Regions from separate parts of the Homo sapiens genome. Here region 2 is linked to region 1. Evidence: chromatin contacts called from ENCODE Hi-C data. All regions are on one chromosome and are shown on one strand. Each heading gives the region's core, a stretch centred on a gene start or an enhancer-like site at or near the end of the contact. The rest is flanking DNA. Distances are from core to core; before and after follow the strand shown.

What was found. A loop is a pair of places that touch in the nucleus more often than their neighbours do. Pooled maps may share reads with other maps.
Region 2: a loop to region 1 is called in a map of posterior cingulate gyrus, with 2.3 times the contacts of the local background. The contact joins the promoter of PANTR1 here to the promoter of LINC01114 in region 1. A Hi-C loop is called at or near these places in 4 of 168 maps with a recorded cell type or tissue (chondrocyte, head of caudate nucleus and posterior cingulate gyrus) and 2 of 50 pooled maps.

Annotation. Positions count from the first base shown.
Region 1 is chr2:104,754,832-104,762,078 of GRCh38, reverse strand. LINC01114 (long intergenic non-protein coding RNA 1114) reads left to right here and starts at 4,360. Exons shown (of 4, transcript NR_038231.1): 1 at 4,360-5,998.
Region 2 is chr2:104,847,738-104,854,984 of GRCh38, reverse strand. It overlaps PANTR1 (POU3F3 adjacent non-coding transcript 1), which reads left to right and starts at 3,509. Exons shown (of 4, transcript NR_037883.1): 1 at 3,509-3,673. It overlaps POU3F3 (POU class 3 homeobox 3), which reads right to left and starts at 870. Exons shown (of 1, transcript NM_006236.3): 1 at 1-870. RefSeq lists enhancers at 677-1,266, 3,905-6,457 and a silencer at 2,475-2,524.

The DNA of each region.
Region 1 (7,247 bases), core at 3,111-5,610:
TATCACCTTTTGTCGTTGACAATTGAAAGCGTTCCACTGCAACACAAATTAAATCTCTGCCCAGGCTAAAGAAGCATCATCCATCAAAATTTTGCACCAGAAAGCATTTGGCCACCATTTGTGGGGTTCAATCATACTATTCCTGGGTGTGAATGACTCATATTCATTGTACTGGCTGATCCCTGCTCATGGTTTCAATAGGGAGAAGTAGTTCCCTGACTCTCAAAGGAATGTTAACGAGTATGAGATAACCAGGTACCTACTACACCCCCTATTAGGACTTAAACCAAGTGAATAGATTCTTGAGCTTCAACATGGACCCACTGGACTAGATTCTGTGGATGGGAGTGGGGGCCTTCCCTGATTCCGATGCAGTCATCAGAATCCATTTCACCAATCCCCAGGCCTGTGTGGGAACCAATAAGGACCGTACATTTCAGTAATGTGCCTGTTGATGCAGCATCTCTTATATTTTCCTGTTGTTTACTCAGTGTCAGTCTTATCTCTTGATCAGTCACAGGTTGACCCTGGCCTCTACTTCTCAGAGAAGCCCACCATCAGCTCCCCCTGGGCTGCATAATGAGACCACTACCTGTGCCCCTTCATACCCTTTGTCTACCTCGATCACAGTAGTTCGCACTCTGTCCGCGTCATCTGCTCATGCATCCTCACTAGGCTGGAATTTTGAGAGTAAGGACTGTGTCCATCATCGTATGTGTGGTTCTAACAGTATAACACAGGGCTTGACATAGAGAAGGCCCCCGGAAGGGTTGGTGACAGACAGGAAGGAAGGTGGGGGACAGGAGAACAATAGCATCGGATTGTTTCAAGGGGTGGGTGAGCACAGCTTCCAGCCAGATGCTGCTTTTGCACACCAGGTGACTACAGATACAGATTTTTTAGTCTTTATCTACCTTCCTTCTTCCACGCCAAGGGCAACATGACAGCCTGGGCACACAGGCAACAATTATTAAGTAATGAGAAAAGATAAGAAGAGCTCTCATCTCCTGGGTGGCTGTATCTGTCAGGGTCCAGCCAGGAAAACTCACCTCGCTAGTTATTTCCTGCCTCATCTCCGCCTACATTCCCCTTTTGACAAAGCCTAATGGGAGGCCAGGGAAATGGGGCACCTGTGCCATGAGAACCAAGTGGCTGAGCAGTTTGGACTCATTCAGTTCCCTCTCTCATCACAAGATGGGACACACATTTCAATGACCCACAGCCAGCTGCACAAGCTATGGTGTCTGATGAGGACACACCCTCGCTCTGTGTTCTTGCAATGTGTGATGGCATTGCGGGCTACTTGAGGAATATGTGTAAGAAATTGAGATGCCGCCTCTTCCATGATGTCACACTGGAGAGAAAACTCCAAAGACAGGATAGAAATAGTGAATTTAAGGGAATTATGGATGAACACCTAGAATCCTCTGGTGTTCCAGTTACTGCATAAATTAATGCTGGGCATTGACCAGAGAGCTGAGATGAGAGGAAAAGGAAAGGCTGAGGGTACAAGGGCTCTGAGCTTGGTTAGTTTTGGTGTCTTAAATGAACCCATCTTAAGTGATCTTAAGTGATCCCTCTCCTTGAGGGAGCCCATTGCTTACACAAGGCTCTGTCACCTCCTGGATAGCAAAGAATTAATTTACTGGGTGCTTTTTCTATAGACGAGCCTACTGTGGTTAGATTGCATTAGTAATTTGAATTTATTAGATGTATTATATTAACTTTTATCAACAAATCAAGTGACTGTGTGTCTGTCATGTGCAAGACACCTCTACCAGGGATGCCACTCTCCCTTCTTGCTGCATAGCTAGCACTTTCTCTTCCTTCTGCGGGAAGACCCAGAACATCCCTTCCAGAGGCTGTCCTGAAGCATCTCATTGGAAGTTGGTCTCTTCTTCTCTATCATTTGTTATCTTAGGCCCTTGTCCCTACCTAACCATAATTCTAATTGACAATCCATTCATTTATCTGCTATTTCTTTGCCATCTCTAGAAGGGCAGGACCAGCATCTATATCCTTGATGCTTGGTGCAGTGTCTGGCACATAATAGAAGTGAAGTAAAATGTGTAGCATGACTAGATACACACAAGGCATAATACGAAATTAAATCAGATCCCTTCCTTTTTCTCAAAACTTGATAATATTGGGAAAAGCCATGTGCACAGATAAGTAACAAAACAAAGCATTGCAACATAATTCCTTTTAAAAATGATGCAACTCATAGAAAGAGCTGCAGGTGATCTTGATGCAGGTACAGGTAGGTACCATGGTTTTTCAGATGAGTAGAAAAAGCAGGGAGTGGATTTGTGGTAGAAGTAGGAGCAGCATCCATGGCCTCATGAGCAACATTCTTCCCATTCACTGTTTTTTTTTTTTTTTTTTTTTTTTTTTTGCCTCCAGGCAGGATGTGTGAGTAAGTGATGAGTTTGTGTGTGTGTGTGTGTGTGTGTGTGTGTGTGTGTATCTAGCCACAGCCTGAATTGGTACATGGAGAGCTACCCTGCTTGAGATGAATTGCACTGGATTTCTTCGGGTCTTTGTTTTTGTTTTTGCTTTGAGGCAGAGTCTCGCTCTTTTGCCCAGGCTGGAGTGCAGTGGCACGATCTTGGTTCACAGCAACCTCCACCTCCCAGGTTCAAGCCATTCTCCTGCCTCAGCTTCTCCAGTAGCTGGGATTACAGGCATGTGCCACCATACCCAGCTAAGTTTTGTATTTTTAGTAGAGATGGGGTTTCACCATGTTGGCCAGGCTGGTCTCGAACTCCTGCCTTCAAGTGATCCACCTACCTCAGCCTCCCAAAATGCTGGGATTACAGGCATGAGCCACCACACCTGGCCCGGGTCTGTCTTTCACTTGCTCTCCTTCCCATCTCTATCACTCCCCACTGTCAAGCTGATGGCCATGTCCCTCCATGCCAGCAGTACATGCGCCTCCGTCATTCTCAAGGGTAATAGCAGCTTACAACCATTCCATAGGTAGTATAGACAGTTGTTTAATTATATTATTCATGCCTCTCTTAAAAGTAACAACTGTATATCTTTTAATAAAAAAGCATTCATAATTCAATATAATTGGAAACATTTCTGGATATTTCTTGAAAACTCTTAAGGATTATTCAGGGTGCGTGGTGTGGGGCAAAACCAAGGCTGGCTGTCAGAGGGTTAAAAACGCCTGAAGATTGCAGCTCATCTGAGGGAACTTGCCCAGCCCTGAGCATTAAAGCAGGAAGCCACCTAGAATGGTAAGGACCACCCCAAACTCAGGAGGCTTTAGAATTTATTTTTTCATTAATGAGTGCTTCAGAAAGTGCACTGTCCCTAATTCCCTTCTTTGAAAGATGGAAACTTTAATGTGCAGTTAATTAAATGTTGTGTTGATTTGCAAGCCCTCAGCTCTCAGAGGCCTTGGGGAGGTGGAGGCAGGTTTAGAAATCAAACAACAGGGGGGACCGGTTGTCCCTGATCTGACCACAGTGCAGGTGGCACTGTTTGCTGCAGATGCCCGGGAGGCGTCTGAGGCACCCCTGTGGCCAGACCCGCCGTTCTGAGCCTTGGTGATTCGTGAACCGCTCTGTTTACTGTTGAGAGGAGAAGAGCCCAGGCAACAGGTCCAGGCCCCGGCAGGGAGGAGGCTGGCCCGAGCCTACACCTCTCTCCTGGCTGCCTGGCTTTCAGAAGCATTCTTTAAAAAATTTTTTTTCCTAGTGCTTCAGCATGTCTTTGTGCTGAGAGGAGCTGTGTCATGCTGGAATTCTTTTCACAACAAACTAAAGAACCCAGCTGTGGCGCTGGCTGCAGCCTGAGAATCTGCAGGGTTTCTGTATGCAGTTATTTACTAAGGGGAGCAGTGAAGCTGCTGAGGTGGGTTTACTTGTGCAAATCCTCAGCAGGCTTTGCAATGCTGGCAGGGCTGGGGTGGGGGACTGTGGACATCCATCCCCTGGGTGGGGTGGGGTGGGGTGGGGTGGGGTGGGGCGGGGCTGGATGGAAATGCAAAGGCACTTAGAGATTGCAGAGTGCAAAAGGGCCACAGAGCTTATCTTCCCTCTCTCCCATTTTATAGATGAGGAAACGCAGTCAAGAAATTGAGTGTGTGATTTTGCAAGAAAAAGTGTGGATTGCTCCAAATAACTAGAGACTGTTAACAGTGGCAAGTTTATCATCCATTTGGCCCTGGCTAAAGGCACAACTTATGCAGTTACCAAATGACAACTTGCAGGGTTTTTGCTACCAGAACACACTTCCTTCAACCCTACTCGTGGCAAGAACAAAGCATCAATACCTAATGAAAATACACTTGCTATTGTTTTGGCATGGGAACTCCTTTCTTGTAACTCTTCTGCATGGTCAGCTTGTTTACGATGCCCCCAAAGAGCTGGCGAAGATCTCAGGATTGGCTTTGGAGGGTCTTGGCAGTGCTACTATATTCTTATTATGAATAAAAATTTTAAACCCAAGCTGATAAACATATTTTTTTTCACACTGAATTCATCAGGAATACATTAACATTTTCTAAAAGGTAAAGACAGCAAAAATGAAAGAATTGAAAGGAGAACATTAGGATGTATTTGGCCACTAGGACTCTGTTTCCATCAGCTCCTGCATATGAGCCAGAACTTCACCCCATATAACTAATGCGCAGGGAATTAGCCTATGGAATAATGATCATTCCTGATGAAAAGAATAAGATCTTGTTCCCGTGTATGTGCAGAGCCATTCATCCTAAGAAAGAAATCTGGAGTGAAAGCGCACAGCATATTTTGCATAGGTTCTGTAAAAGGATCCAGGCAAAACAGGCTTTGCAACATTAGTTATGATCATATATGGAAAAAGCAGTTACTTTCTGGGGTGACATATGGCTGAATTGGTACAATGCCCAGGAATCTCAATGTCCCCCTTAGAAGGGTGAGCCCTGGCTTCATCCTTCACCCACATCATCAGTGGGACAAACTGCACAGCTCGTGGACAGATCACCGGTAAAGAAAATCACATCCACCTGTGCTGAGACCAAGGCTGCTGTTGGGCTCTGGCAGTTGGCAAGCGCTAAGGTCCCCTTCTGTGATCATAACTTTTTCTAAAGCAGGAAAATTATGAATGGAGCCCAAGCCCGTCTGCTTAAGATTCAAGCATGGTGACATTCCATAGTAAACAACAACAGCGACAATGCTGACAAAAACAACACGTTTATTGTGAGGGTGATTCCACCCTTAAATGTGGAAAATTTAACCTTGCTCTGATACTATTCTGTAACCAGTATACCTATGTCCAACATTCCTAACATAGCCAAACCAATCAATTGAGCCTTATTGTGGAAGAGACAGGAAATGTGATCACTTGAATGTGTGATATTCATTCATCCACTCATTCATTTTGCTGACCATTAATTAATTCAATTAACCCTCCTGAGTACAGCTCTGTGCTAAGCATTAGGGACTCAAGATGATTCTTATCTTCAAGGCATCCAGCCTGGGGAGAAAAACAGACGTACAACTAAGCTGCAGACGGACACATCCTTTAGTGATGGGGACACCTGGAAGGGATTGAGAAACTCCTTGCAGTTGGCCTTGGGAAGCTGGGGAGGACTTGAAACTTCTAAGTGGCCCTGGGAGCAACCGGAGGTGGGGTGGGCCAGTGCCTGTAGGCCTGGGCCTGCCTGGCTGAGGATCCCAGCTGGACTACTGCCTTGCTGTCTACAAATGATGGAGCCCTTCCAGTCTCAGCTTCCTCACAAGTAAAATGCAGACGGCAATGCCTCTTTCCAGTGACGTTGTGAGGATTCGATGGGAAGTTTCATGAAAGCACTTAGCAGGGTTTTTGTTGAGTGCTCAGAAGGTGATAGTTTGGTGTTGCTAGGGGAACAGAAGCCTGGGCTGAGAACAGGCCGTGGAGAGTCACAAATGGTCTTCAGCCGTCGGAAGGCACTGTTAGATTTACTCTTCACAAAGAACATTTTGGGACATCTTGGTGTACGGATTAGAAGGAAGGACAGAAGCTGGTGAGCTGTGGGCCACAGGGTCAGCAGGGAGGATACTGAAGCAGTCCACAGACGCAGCTGTGAGGGTGTCCTGGAGCTGGGGAGAGGGAGAGGAGTGGATTAGAGACGTGTTTGGAAAGTGTTAATAAGATAGGCAGGGCTGAGGGGAGAGAACAAGAGAGGGAGAAGGGGGTAGATTTTGATGAGGAGGTGACGGCAGTGACAGTGACTGAGAGGAGCAATAAAGCCAGGAGCAGGCTGTGGGAAGAGGGAGTGGCTTCCCTCAGAAGAGGCGCCGCCTCCCTAGCAGTGAGCAAATGTGTTTAGGAACATGTTCTTCCTCCCAATCCAGAGACGGATTGCTGAGATGATTCCTGCTTTCCGGCTCCCCGACACCCGCTGTTCTTTAGATCCGCTCAGCGGCGCTTTTTCCTGTGCCACGTGCCCAGATCTGAGCGAGGCTTGGGAAGACGCGAACGGGCTGTAAAATCTGTCCCCAGAACTGGAGAGTAAGAATGAGCGGTGTGGGGCTGAGCTGAGTCCAGGGAGTGCGAGAATTTAGCAGTCGTGCTGTGCCTGGGCATTTCAGACTGTGCCACAGCCGGGCCTGCCTGTTCCGCAATGTGGCTGAGGAAGGGAGCCAAAAACGCTGCTGCAGGGCTGGCTGTGGGCAGTGGCAGGAAGCAAACAGAGGCTCTCTGGCGACTTCTCTCCCCTGGAGGCCCTCCTCCCTCTACTTCTAGCCCCACTGCTGTGGGACAGTTGCATCCTGGGGCTTTCTGTGGCTCTCCCATCAGTGCCCTGGGGCTGGCATATGCGACACCTCCTCTGCCTAGGGCATTCAGGCATTCTTCAGTACTTGGTGAGCACCTCCTAGTGCCAAGCTCTGTCCTGGTCACAGGAGAGCACTCCTATCCATGTGTTGTCCCTGTCCTCACTGCGCTTTGGGCCGGAGAGGAGCTCACTGTCTGATCCTTTTCCCCGACTGTGGCTTAAGGGGTTTCGTCTCTTGCTAGAGCCCTTCTAGGCAGGCAGCAGGTCCTGGTTTGTGAGCAAGGGGCTCCTCCTCCATTTTGGAGCCTCGGCTGCCCTGCCTCCCCGGTAATCTGGTATTCTGGTAGTGCCTCTCTGGGCCCTGGTTTAAAAGGCCGAGAGAAGCTGTATTCTGGAGATCAGCTCCAGGTTCTCCCGCAGAGAGCAAGCTCCAGGCACAGGCAAAGGGTGTGGCTTCAGAGAAGAGCGAGGATCTTGCCATCTCTTTTACAGGTTG
Region 2 (7,247 bases), core at 2,260-4,759, 94 kb before region 1:
CTCCGTCCACCTGCTAAGTGAAGGTTTCACGGGAGATAACAAAGAAAGAAGCTGCTCCTTTCTTCCTTAGCCAAATTACGGATGACCAGCAACCGGCCCGCTCCTTCTCTTGTCCGCTCTCTCCTCTCCTCTCCTCTCCTCCTCAGGAACACATTTCACTCGTTTTCCCTTAGAGTAGTAAAACTTTTTCGTCCTTGAAGGCGTGGTGCTGCTGGCTGCTCGCGAGTGCGGAGAGGGGAGGCTGGCTCCTGCTCTCCCCCTCTGGTCCTCTCGTTTCAAGTTTTGTTCTGTCCTAGGAAAACTTCTTGCGATGGTGCATTTCTCTGAAGTTGCTATTGCCGGAGCTCTTGGTTGCCTCTGAAACAAGAGTCCTTTTTCATTCTCCTCGCAACAGTCACAGTCTGATGCGACATCTTTCCTTTTGGGCAGAAATTAGGAAACAAATATAACAAGGAAAAAATTGAACAGGAAAAAAAATGATGTCGAATCGCTCTGTTACCTTGTTGCTGACGGTTGGGGTTGGTGTTTTATTTTTTTCCCAGCAGTTGTCTGGAGAAGGAGGAGGAAGAAGAGTGCATTGGTGGAGGTGGAGGTGTGTGTGTGCATATAGGGGATCGATCCTTGATACACAACAACTCCAGTGGGCACGCTGCACGGCTCGTAGAGTGCACCGACGGCGGGCGCTGGCGCTGGCCGTGCTGGAGCAGAGTTGCAGCAGGAGCTCGCTCTGCGCCCTCGTTCGCGCTCTCTTTCCCTCTCTCACTTTTCCTCTCCCTCCCTCTCTCTCTCTCCCTCTCTCGGGCGCCCGCTCTCGCTCCGATCTGACAGTTCGCTCTCTGTCCCTCCCTCTCAGAGCGGGGACTGTCGAATGTTTACCCTCCGCCGCGAGCGCGCACCCACCACCACACTTTCCCAAATACAAGGAAGTCGAGCACCAGGGCCCCCGCTGATTGGCTACCCGCTGGGTGATTGGCAGGCTCGGAATGACTGGCTCAGGACGCGAGGCCCCCCTTCCGGCCGTTCCGATTGGTTGCTTTTTAATTTAGGCAGAGCGTCGTAGAAGCTGGAAATCTGTCGTCCTCCAGCCTCCCTCCCCCTCACCACTTTCCCCTCCCCGCCCCTCCCCCGCCGCCCCCTCCGCCACATCTTAACTCTTAGTGTCCGGCCCAGACGTTGGCGTTCCCTCGGCGGCTCTGGGCGTTCGCAATAGGTCTGGGCGGGGGGAAGAAAGGGGAGATAAAAGGGAGGGAGGGACGAGAGGGGGGAAGAGAATCAGAAGGAAAACGAAGGGGGAAACATGAAAAATAGCAACCTGCCCACCCCACCTAGTACGCGTCGGGTTGCTCACCCCCTTACCCCCGCCCCGCCAGAGATTTGTAAAGCGCGCGGCACGGATGTACCATTCAAGCTAATACCTATAGACAGATGTGTCCCCAGTGGTTTCAAAGTTTCCTCTTCCCTTCACCAGCCGGCCCCCTTCTCTGATCGGCGGGGGTGGGAAGCGGGGGCTCGCATCGCCAAGAGCTCTGGTCGTGGCCACGCTCCTTGGAAATCCGCCACCGCAACTTTCCGCAGCCGTTGCGCGCCGGCGGCAGCCCCCTTTGTTTAAGTTCTCGGATGCCATCATCTGGGAAACCTGCAGCCCAGGACCAGCGCGGTGCCCGCGCGTGCGAGACGGACCGCTCGCTGCCGCCGCTCCCTGGCTCCTCCACCCCCTCTCTCCCTCCTTCGCTCTCCCTCCCTTCCTCCCTCCTCCCTCCTCTGGGATTCGTGCAAGTAGCGTGCGTGCCCTTGTGAGTTTGGAGGGTGCCGGTCAGCGGAGCCGTGCGATGTATTTGAAAAGCAATCAGTCCGACCTTCCCCCATAGATTCATCGTAAGTGTATTCGACCCCAATGGCTTTAGGAATTCCCTGTGGCAGCAGGAGCCGGGCGAAAGAACCGGGATCGGCTAGCCGCGCCCTTCTCTGCTCCACCGCTTCCTCGTGTGTGTGTGTGTGTGTGTGTGTGTGTGTGTGTGTGATTAGCGGTGGGGGGGTTTGCTCGCTCTCTATTCTTAGGCATGGTGGTGCTTTTTTTTCTTTCCTTTCTGTCTCAGATGGATTTGCGTGGTGGATGGGGCTGGCGGCGACAAATGCTTTCTCAGCTCTAACCCAGCTGAAAGAGTTAAGGGGGATGGGAGGGGGAGTGCACCCGGTAGGCGAGAGAAGCGGGGGTGGGGTGGGGTGGGGTGGGGGGACGCGGCCAAGCGGAAACGCTGCACAGAGGAACCTCAGCGAACCAAGAAAAAAGAGAAAGTGGCAACGAAAACAAGGGCAAATTGAGCCCTCCTCGGGGATTTCCAATGAACTAACCCAACTCGGACATTCAATAAATACATGGCTCTTAATGAGCGTGCGTGTGCGTGCACCCCGCACCCCTAGCTGCGGGTGCGCCCGCTTGCGCCCGCCGCCCCCAGCCAGAGCCTGCATCTGGCAGTCCCGAGCCCGAGCGGCAGCCCAGGACGCAGCCGAGGAGCGGCCGCCGGTGCGCTCCGATTAAAATGTGAACGGGCCTGCCCTTCTCTCCCGCTGTATCGTGCCTCTGCCGAGCGCAGTTAAGTGAACTCAGTGAAAGCAGGAGTTCTCCTGCCCAGCCGCAGCCAGGCAGCCCCCGCGTGATCTCAAGATTAACACTAGACGCGTAGAATTTATGTAGGCTCTTGTCCAGCTCCTGCTTGCCGGGTGAGATACCATCGTAGGTAGGTTTTAGCAAAGCCATTATTGCCAAGGTATAGATACCAAAGGCGGTGGTAACCAAACCCCAAACAGAACGGATTTTTTTCCTCTGCGGCCCCCAAAGGTTGCTTTTTATATTTACGTATGCGTATATGTATATATAAAAGATGGAACACAGATTTCATTGAATCAATCTGAGATCTCCAGGTGCAGACGTTTGAATAGTCGGTGCCAGCACCCCGTGTTTTCCTTTCCTGCCGATTTTGCTTGGATCCGGCTCAAAAACCGAGAGAGTCTCGTGGTTTTGTTTACACTGAATGGGGAGGATAGGAACAGAGCCATGGGGCCGCCTTTCATTAATATACAGTGAGGATTTTGTCTAAATTACTGCTATGAATTTCACAGTACACGCTTTCAAAAGCAGTCTCAGGTGGCCTGATGAAACGTGATAGCGCCTCTGCAAACAGATCCACTTTCTTTCTTTTCAAGAGGGTGTGTGTGCGCGTATGGGAAGCCCCCCAAAACGTTGTGCTCCTCGATAACAGAAACACACTTCTGTTCCGAGGTCTGTCCCCTTCTTCCTCCCCCCCTTTCGTCGTACTTAATTCTCGAATCGCTCCCCGGCCTCTCTCCCCCCTCCACGCTGCCCCACCCCATCCGCCCCCTCCCTTTGCGAGTGTGATTGTTTTGTCTGGAAAAAAAAAATCCAAAGTATATAACAAGGGGAGAACAGTTAGTGCTGATTTTCATTTGCATACATTTTCATATATTTTGGTGAAAATAATAGACTAGTGGAGAGCTGGGCTTCGAGGCGTCAGTGTGAAGGGAAGGCTAAGGACGCATCGGTGCTGGAGAGTTGAGAATATGCCTTCCCCTCCACCCCCAACCCAGTCACCTTATTTGAAAAAAAATTAAAAAACACCTTTTATTTAAAAACCTAACCCTGGAAGTTTGCTCGGTAAGTGTTTTTTCATTTTCTTTCCCTGCTTTCCTCTTCTTTTTCCCCTCCTTTTTGGCTTATTTATTTATGTTCTTGTAGGTTTGGGAGCTTATTTTCATTGCTTGGGACAAGAGAGGGTTCACAGAGCAACTGTCTGAAGGAAGGAAGGAAGGGAAGATGTGTTGGGGGGGAGTTAAAAAAATCCAACCCTGCTAAAATATTACATAAAAAGATGGACTCAGTCCAAAGCCCCACACAGCAAAAGCCACTTTACTTTGGAGGGGTGGGGGGAAAATGCTATTCATTGTAATTGTTGATCGTGAAGGTGGGGTGGGAGGAGGGGGAAGAAGCCCTGGAAAAGAAGTGATTATTAAGCATGCAGTATATAAATATTTCTTGATTGGGATTTTTTATTTTTCCCAGAGAATCAGGACTAGAGGGGAAGAAACCCTATTTCTGTAGCCAGTGGTGATGTCCTGAATTGTGTGTGCCTGCCTGGATTGGGGTGGGGGGACGCATGCTGGGAGCAGGAGGATGGAGTGAGGAGGGGGACTTGGCAAAGGGAAGGCGGAGAGCTGGAGGAGGAGGAAGCGAGGCAGGAAGTCAGGGCACCCCTGGTTAATGCTGTGTCTGGGGAGCAGGCGGGGAGCTGCAGCCTCCCAGCTCGGTAGTGAAAGCCCATCAGAAAGAGGGTGATCAATCAAAACTAACCAGGACATCCCTACACTTCATTCCCAAAGGAGGCTGGAGCTTTAGCATCGCAGACTGGATTTCACTTTGTTTTCTATTTTTGACAGCCTCACTTGTCCCCTCCTTGCCACTGTTCCTGGGTTTTGTAAAAATTGAGGGTGCAGTTATTGCTAGGTGCAGTTAATTAGATAAACATGGCCGGAGGACATAGCTAGGCCAAGTCCAGGCCCATTTGAGTGCCTTACCTTAGTGAAATAGGCCGGAGAAAATTTTAAAAGCTTCTTGGTTTTGTTCTTTTAAGGGAAGCTGCGTCTGTGATGATGAGGGGGGAGAATCCAATGGCTGGAATTTTATTGCACTTTTTTACACAGAACACCTTGCAATTTAGAATTGGTAATTTATTTGGAAACAGTTGATGCCAAATCAATGAAACGGTTTGTAACGAGGGAGGAAGAGGTTTCAGTTGGGGAGGGGGCTCAGAATCGCCAGTTTTCCACTCCTTGTTTACGTGCTTGGCAGCGTTGCTTTTGACTGGGGTTAACTCTGTGTGCTCCATTGGACCAGATGCCATATAGAGCTGCTCCCTGAAGATCATTTGTTTCCTTGATGGGGAACATTTCTGAGCAGAGCATATTGGTTGCCATAGAGAAAGAAATAAAAGGAAGAACACTAGTCACATTAAGCTATATGTTTGTGCACTGGGCTTTAGATAAAAGGACCTTGGTTCAGCCAAAGAGAAGAAGCCAAACTAGAGATTTCTAGTGCCACTAAAACTAGCTTTATTTTGTTTTGGACTTTTACAGTTGAAACATATAAGCTAATTTTATTGGCTGTTGTTAATTTTATATGACACGGTTTACTGAACAAAATAAACTTTGCTCAGGAGTAGCATTATTGACTTGTCAGCAGGGGGCGCACTGACTCGTCTTAGCGAGTGCTGAGTAAAATGTAGCTGTTTCAAAAGCAAATCTGCTCTTCCAAACTTGCCAAAGGAACAAATACCGCTACCTTTCTATGCATATTCACAACGAGGAGTGAATTCATTGCATAACACAGGGTTTTAAAATATGAAGACAATGACTTCCCCATCCCCCACCCGCCCATGTCTGTGAAATGGCCCAGAAAGAAATATAGTTCAAAAACTATTCCTCCATTTCAGTGAAGTGTATTCTGGGCTGGAAAACAGAAATGAGATGTGAAAGCAAGAATAGTTTTTGAAAATTATTACTAAGGGGATTTAATAGGCTACTTAAGAAGCTACCTTTCAGGGTTTTTTGTTGTTGTTGTTTTAACAGTCAAGAAAATGAAATGCATCCTAGGGTATGATCTGTTTAAATAATGAAAGTTCTTCAACCTGATACATGCTTTGACTTCTAAATGCATCTCTGGGTCCTAGAGATTTAGTCCGCTGGCCCAGGATCACTTTTACTCCATTTGATATTTAGTGGCTACTTTCATTCTTGTTACCACTTATGATTTTAGAAAGATTTTGGATTTATCCTTGAAAGGCTTGGCAGAGAAAAGAAAATACAAAATAGCCACGGGTTAGAGATAACTGTGGGCTTGAAACTTTTTAGTGCATTACTTAACCCAGTTGAAGAAAAGTTTCAGTAGAGCCACAAGGTTTCTGCCTCAAAGATATATACATACTGCCAATGAAGACTAAACTTTATTGTGGTAAAGGACGAAAAAGATATGTGGAAAACTTCCTAAAGCAGTGAAGGGTAGATCCTGACTGGTTCAGAATTAGTCAGTTTGTCATTAAGAATTTTCCCAAGGAGATTCAGAGAGTGTGACTAGTAAAGGGAAGCCCGGAGTGACTGGAAGTGAGAAGCTGGCTTCCATGGTTCAGTAGCCGAACACACCTGTGAATGTGTCACAGAGCCTGTTAGTAAGGGCCACATTACGTGATCGCTCTCATGTTCCTGTGCAAGAGAGGAAAAGACACCTTATTCTTTCTAACCCAGCTCCAAGTCAACCAGGTTCCAATGAGGAGAAGTTTTTCTTTGACACTAACTTTAGTAAGTCAGAGTTTGGATTTAAGTGGTGTGTTTTCTAGGAGGGTCAAGAGATTCTGGGAACAGTATAAGCAAAAGGGGCACACTCAAACACATTTTAATCTGTGATTTTCACCCCAAGCTCTCACATTTAGAGTCAGGAAAGGTACTCTCAGGTTCGCACTAATAAAACAGGGAGAATTGAGAAAATTGTAACTTGAGCCCAAACATTGCTTTCTCTTTGGCTTTTGGGACATTTCAGACAAAAGACTTCTGGGGCAGATCCACATGAAGTGGGCAAATGTCTTAAAGCTCTAGCTTACTTTGCATGCCCAGGGCTGCTGAATGCATTTAAAAATTATTAAGGAGAAAGGAAACTTTTCAAATCAGCCTGACATTCTGCAAAAAACATTGGTGAGGCAATCATTATATATATTTAGAGCATAATTTTTGTGTGCCACTTTTCATAAGATCTGTGATTGTTACTGTCTTGCTGCTACTTTTCTTTTTTTGAAAAGGTAATTAAACAATAAACAGAAAAGATAAAATGCTTGCCCCTCATGATATCTATAGTCCTAGGTTCCTTAATGTAAAAGAAACAGAAAATAAGAAATCTGGGTAGAGCAACAAGTTAATTTGACAAGAACTGACATATTATAGAGATGGCTTTAGTAGCATTTTATAATGATTTGGGGGTGGAAGCGATCAAGCTGGGTATGAATTAAGATTCAAAGTGCTGGGCAAAGCTACAGACTTTTAATTGTTGGGGATGGCGAAATTGCTTTTGCCAAATGAGAGAATGAAGAACATTACCTGGGTCAAAAGTACAAAACACAAAGTGGGTATTTACTCATTTGTTTCCATTTGAGAATGATAAGGTGCTCTGGTATCGCTGCAGTTCAGAA